Linked DNA regions of Homo sapiens: region 2 is linked to region 1. Evidence: chromatin loops called from intact Hi-C (ENCODE). Cell type or tissue: endothelial cell of umbilical vein. All regions are shown on one strand. Each heading gives the region's core, and the rest is flanking DNA. Links, peaks and the distances in the headings are about the cores only.

The links. Hi-C counts contacts between places; a loop is a spot of excess contacts. Peaks named below come from ENCODE experiments on the same cell type or tissue, not always from the same donor. Only the 100,000 strongest peaks of a DNase experiment are listed, where the experiment ranks them.
Region 2: a loop joins it to region 1, with 10 times the contacts of the local background. A loop is called at or near these places in 2 of 110 quality-filtered maps.

The regions. Positions count from the first base shown.
Region 1 is chr14:39,013,881-39,016,684 of GRCh38, forward strand. No RefSeq gene overlaps it. Among named protein-coding and RNA genes, the nearest start is that of SEC23A-AS1, 88 kb to the right of the region's middle. In endothelial cell of umbilical vein, for the core only: a CTCF peak has its summit at 1,680; a DNase peak (open chromatin) is centred at 1,681.
Region 2 is chr14:38,255,051-38,257,854 of GRCh38, forward strand. CLEC14A (C-type lectin domain containing 14A) reads right to left here and starts at 1,043. Exons shown (of 1, transcript NM_175060.3): 1 at 1-1,043. The coding sequence starts at 972. LOC112268136 (a long non-coding RNA gene) reads left to right here and starts at 995. Exons shown (of 5, transcript NR_169588.1): 1 at 995-1,395. RefSeq lists an enhancer at 225-852. In endothelial cell of umbilical vein, for the core only: a CTCF peak has its summit at 1,589 (motif pointing right); DNase peaks (open chromatin) are centred at 331, 1,371 and 2,621; H3K4me3 peaks cover 1,732 bases; H3K27ac peaks cover 2,500 bases.

The sequences.
Region 1 (2,804 bases), core at 254-2,753:
AACAATCTGTGCCTTAGTTTCCTCATTGACAAAATGGCAATAATAACGGCACCTATCTTATGGGTTATCCTTCGCACATAGAACCATGCTTGGTGCAGGATGAGCACTCAATTCATGTTGCCAGGTAGTAATAAAAACATTATTAGACATTATCAGTAAAGACATATTAGTAATAAAGATGTTATTAATGCACGTGATGATATATTTGTATACAATCTGTACAGTGCAATCTGTGGGTATCACTACTTACCAGTTGTGCAACCTGTCACAGGTCTTTGAGCCTTAGTTTCCTGGTATGTAAAATGTAGATAATAATGTGGATGTAGGGTACCAGGGTCAGGCATGGTGGCTCACACCTGTAATCCCAGTGCTTTAGGAGGCCAAAGCAGGAGGATCACTTGAGCCCAGGAGTCAAGACCAGCCTGGGCAACAAAGTGAGACCTTGTCTCTGCAAAAATAATAATAATAATGTGGAGTACCTGATAGACAATGAAGAGTTGGAGAGTAATGCCTCTCATTTGAATGACAGCCAGCACTTACAGGGCATATATTAAGCGCCAAGCAGTGTTCTAAATATATTATAGGTACTCAATTGTTTAATCTTCATACAACTCTATGAAGTAGGTGCCTATGATTTTCCCCATCTTGCAGCTGAAGAAAGAGGCCCAGAGAAGTTAAGAAATGTGTCCAGTGTAATTCGACTGGGAAATGGCAAAGCTGGGCTTTGAATCTGTACAGTGTTCCAGAGTCTGTGCTCCTATACATTTCACCCTGCCATTCCTCTGCTGTTTGCATTTGTGCTTAAAGTCAACATCAGTGGAGTCTTGTCCCCTAAAAGATATGGAACATATCTGTTTTTCCTTCTTCACTAGATGAAAATATATTTGATTATATTTTAAAAAGAAAATGTCTGAATCTAAACTCTGCTGCATTACCTCTACTGGAAATAGCAAATACTCAGACATAGATACTTAGAAATATCTGAGACACCACTATTTCTAACGTTTACCAAGCTGTTTATCCCCACAGAAGAAGCCCCCCACTCAGATAAGTAATTCACTCAAGCATGGAAACTGAGTAGGAGAGAATTTTTAACATTTTAGAATCTTCCACTAGATATCACTTTCTGACATAAATTCCCCTGACTATGGGTCTAGTGCTTTTGCTGGATCAAAAGTATTACTGCACTTTTAAATCTATACTTAGGTTGTGACCAAAATGAAAATGTGGCCAAAATATTAAATATTCTGCAAGAAATAGGTTAAAAATGTGGTCACATGTGAAGATGCTAGGATGAGGTGACCTCAAAATCCCACCCAACCTTTCTTGTTGTGCTATAGAATCCATAATTGCTGCTTTTAAAACAGTTGACTTACAGAGCATATAAAGAATTTCATTTATTTATAATTTTTTATGGGAACTCAGACTTTGAAAGTCTTTCATGCATGGTGTGCAGCTGAAGTCATTTTTCAATTTTGTACCCTTTCGGCAAACTATGTTTTACTTTTGGGGTCCAATTATTTCAGACATGAGCAAGGATTACCTTTTAAAATCAAGGACTAAAGCTTGGGTGTTGATAGAAAAAAATCACATAAAGAATTATTAATAGAAAAGTTCAGAATTTAAAGTGGAGAAAGATACTAAAAGCCTTGAGTTTCCTATTACAGAAGGAGCTACTGCCTCCCTGCGGTGATGAAGTGTCAGTGCCTTCAAACTACATTTGTCTCTTGATTGAAGTTTAGTTATCCTTAGCACTTTCAGATATGAAAAGCTTTCCTCTTTCTTTTTAGTTTATCCCTCTCGAATTTCTTTCTTTCGTCATTCTCTTATTTGCTCAAAGAAGCTTTAATAATATTAAAAAACAGAGTGAATTTAAAATGTTCACTCAGTTCAAAAGCTATTTCAGCAACCCTACAAATAAGTACAAAGTGAAAATAATAGAGAGAAATGTAATATCTCCCAATAGAACAAAAAAGCGCAGAATAATTTGTGACTCCCAACACAAATTTTCACAACCCTTCTAAAATTTAATAGTAAAGAACACTTGGCTAGAAATAAAATTGTAATATTAATTTTTTTAAATCACAAGATTCAGAAATAAGGGAGAATACACGCTAATGTATATAAGTCATCTAACACATGGAAAAATATTTCATTGATTATTTTAAATGAAATTACAATTTTCTTTCCAGGGAGTGTTTTGGGAAGATAATTGATTAAATCCTGTATGCTTCTCTCCCCGCAGATATCTGAGTGGTAGGTTAGTTCTAACTTTCTACAATCATGAGCAAGTGCTATTTTTAGTACAAGGTACTGCTCCATAAGTCATATTTATCCCTAGTCTATCAGCAGGTATGTAACCTACATACTACTGCATATAACATTATTGAATGATAATATCCCTGAGCTATTTTTTTAGCCACAACTGCCAAAAAATACCTACTGATGTTATGCAAGATGTTATAAAGTTGTGCAAAGGAGTGTCCATGTTTGGCTCAGACTCCAGGCAAGTAGGGCATTTCTTCACTAGAACACCCTTCCTGTGGCTACAGCCCACAAAAAAATCCCCACACTGCAGAGTGGACACAGCAGGCAGAAAGAACACGAACACACAACACTGCAGAAAGCTGTAGCAGCATCTCATTATTTTTATTAACAAGAATAGTAGACAGATGGCCTCATCCAGCATTTTGGAGAAAAGCATGGCCTTTCATTAGAATCCGTTGATAAGGATTCAGCTCTTAAGGTCTCTCTCTCTCTGTCTCTCTCTGTCTCTCACTCTCTCTCTCTCTCTCTCTTTCTTC
Region 2 (2,804 bases), core at 204-2,703, 760 kb before region 1:
GTCGACCCTGATTGGCCATGTTCTCTGCGGCACGGGGCTGGTTGCAGTGGCCGGCGGGCGCCTGGTGGGCACCCCGGTCCCCCCAAGGGTCGGCTGTCCTTCCCCACTGGTCACACAAGAGCGGCCGTCCTTCCCCAGCTCGAAGCCCGTAGCACATTCGCAGGCAAAGCCTCCCAAGTCGTCTAGGCAGTTAGGGAGCTCTGCGCATTTGCCAGCACGGAGGTACCTCCCGGGGCAGGGACACAACACATCGCCCGAGAGTTTGTCCCAGCGAGCGCCGATTTCGTCCGCGATGCAAGTAACTGAGATCGGGAGCTGTCCCCGGCAGAGCGCACTCACCTCGGTCCCAGGTGGACTGAAGTCCAGAGCGGCGCTGTGCAGCTGGAAGGGCGCGCGATAGCTCAAGTTAGAGGCGGCCCCGGGGCGCGGCGCAGGACACAAGACCTCAAACTGGTACTTGCACAGGTAGCCGTTGGCGCGCAGGTGGCATCGCATCTCCTTCCAGCCTGCGGGCTCGACCCCACCGGTGGCCTGGAGTACCGCGCATCTCCGCGCGGTGCAGGAGCGTTGGGGCTCCTCCACCCACTGCAGCGTGTCGCTTTCGAGACCGCCGGGGTCGGAGGACAGCCAGGAGAAACCCCGCAAAGGCTCGTTCTCCAGGGTGCAGTGGGAACGCCTGCGCTCCAGTGCGACCCAGAACAGCAGGTCTTTGGAGCCCCCTCCGGGCCCTGGGCCTGCCCGCAGGAGCGCGAGCACAGCGCGCAGCTCGGCGCCCGCACGCACGGTGCTGAGCGCCCCACCTCGCAGGATGCAGGCCTCCTCGGCCGCCTGCCGCTTCATGGTAGCGTGGTGCAGGCTGTAGCAGGCCCCCGAGGCCGAGCAGCCAGCACGGTCGGCAGTGGGGTGTTCGCCGCCGCCCGGCCCGGGCCAGAGCGCCTGCCAGAGGAGGCACAGGGCGAACGCCGGCCTCATTCTCTGAGGCCCCGCACGCAGAGCTGCTCCCAACTTGGATCTGTCCCGCTCGAGGACGCAGAGCTGTGTCTGGAGCGCGGTCACCGCCCTCTACAGCTGGCTTCCCCAACCCGGTTCCCCCTCCCTTCCCCTCCGCCCTCGCTCCCGACGGACCCCCCAACTGCCAAGAATCCCCCCGCGGGCCCAGCGGCCAACAGTTTCCCTTAGGCCGCGACAGGAAATGTGTGCGGAGCGCTGCCAGGCCCGGTGCAGCCCTGAGTTATTCTGGGGTCAGGAACACAGCTGGCGCCGGGTACAGGGGACGCAGTCGACTAGAAGGTCAAACACCCTGCTTAGAGCAAGAGGAGAAATTCGCCACTGGGATGAAGTGTGTGGTTTTTCTCCGTTCAGGGAGTTTCATCAGGACCGCAGAACCCATAACACGTAAGCGAACATAGGCAGGAAGGACTTGAGAAAGGAACTGGCTTATGATTATAAGACCACGCCCGTCTATTGTGTTTCTGTCCGGAGCTGTGGAGTTAGCGTCAGAATAATTCGTAGACGGCTCCAGTGTTTGGGGGGCCTGTGCCTGTGGGGGAAAAATATGTTGTGAAACAACTTAGCAACTGCTTTTGCCACCAGAGGCAGCACTATTTAACCGCATATCTCTCTATGGGTCTTTGCTTCTCTATTATGTCAAGAGATTTCAGGAGTCCTAACTACTAAAGAATTTGGAGTTGTTTGGGTATTTTAAATGGGAAATTCTGCTTCTTCCATCAGCACTTGCTTTAGAAATTTATTTTTCACTTCCACGTGTTTCTCTTTGAGTTAGACCATATTGATTCATTACAGAAAGGAAATGTATTTCTAGGACTAAATGAAAAATAATGACCATAGATCTTAACAGTTAGGTTGTTAGCTTTCCTTGCCACTGTATTGGTTCAAAAATTCTTCAAGTTTATAGGTTATACATAAATGAGTTCGTGGCCTTATAAATATTCGAGAACAACTGCCCTATGTGTGATTTTAGCCTTGAACTATTTTAGTATCATTTTCTCCTATGATTGAGTGGCAGCATTTATAATAGTAAGTTGTAAACATCTCCTTTAAGGAAAATTAGAGTTCCTTAAGAAATTAAAATGTTTATTCCATTATAATGAATATTGTATACTGTCAAAAAATATCTTGTAATTTGAAAGATGGGTGAGCCAATTTCTTTAGAATTCCAGTGGGTGTTTTGTTTTAATATAAACATTTCAACTCAGTGGGAAGTGGCAAGGAATTAAAGATGAATAAAGAAGTAAAGGTTAAAAACTGTACTGTTATGAAAGGATTTCTTGTTAGCAACTTAGACAATTCAGTATCAGTTTAGAAAACGTACATTCTATCTTGGTTCATAATGGCCAAATACGTTGCCATCAGAAATACATAGAGAGTTTCAGCTAAGCCCTCTTAGAGATGTCTGATGCTTTTAAATATCTTTAATCAGAATGAAAGTTGCCATTCCATGGATAATGCATATAAGCTCACTTTGTTTTACTGCATTCAGGTTGATGAGGGGTGGGAGGGAAGGTTTCAGGATCACATCTGTATGCTTCCATCTTATTTTTACCATAACTCTCATTCTTCTTTCCTCCTGGAAATTCCATGTATCTTAACAAACAACAGTAAGCCTATGAGTCATCATCATACTTACCTTGCTTTTGCTGAGTATGGAGCTTTGCACTAGGATTTCTCTCCTGCCCTATTTCCCAATTTAAAGAACATTCCTTAGTCCTTCCTTCAGATGTCTGAGAATCACCTTAAACGTGGCTTTGCGTTTAAATTAGGTAACTTAGTGTCTTATAAGAAAG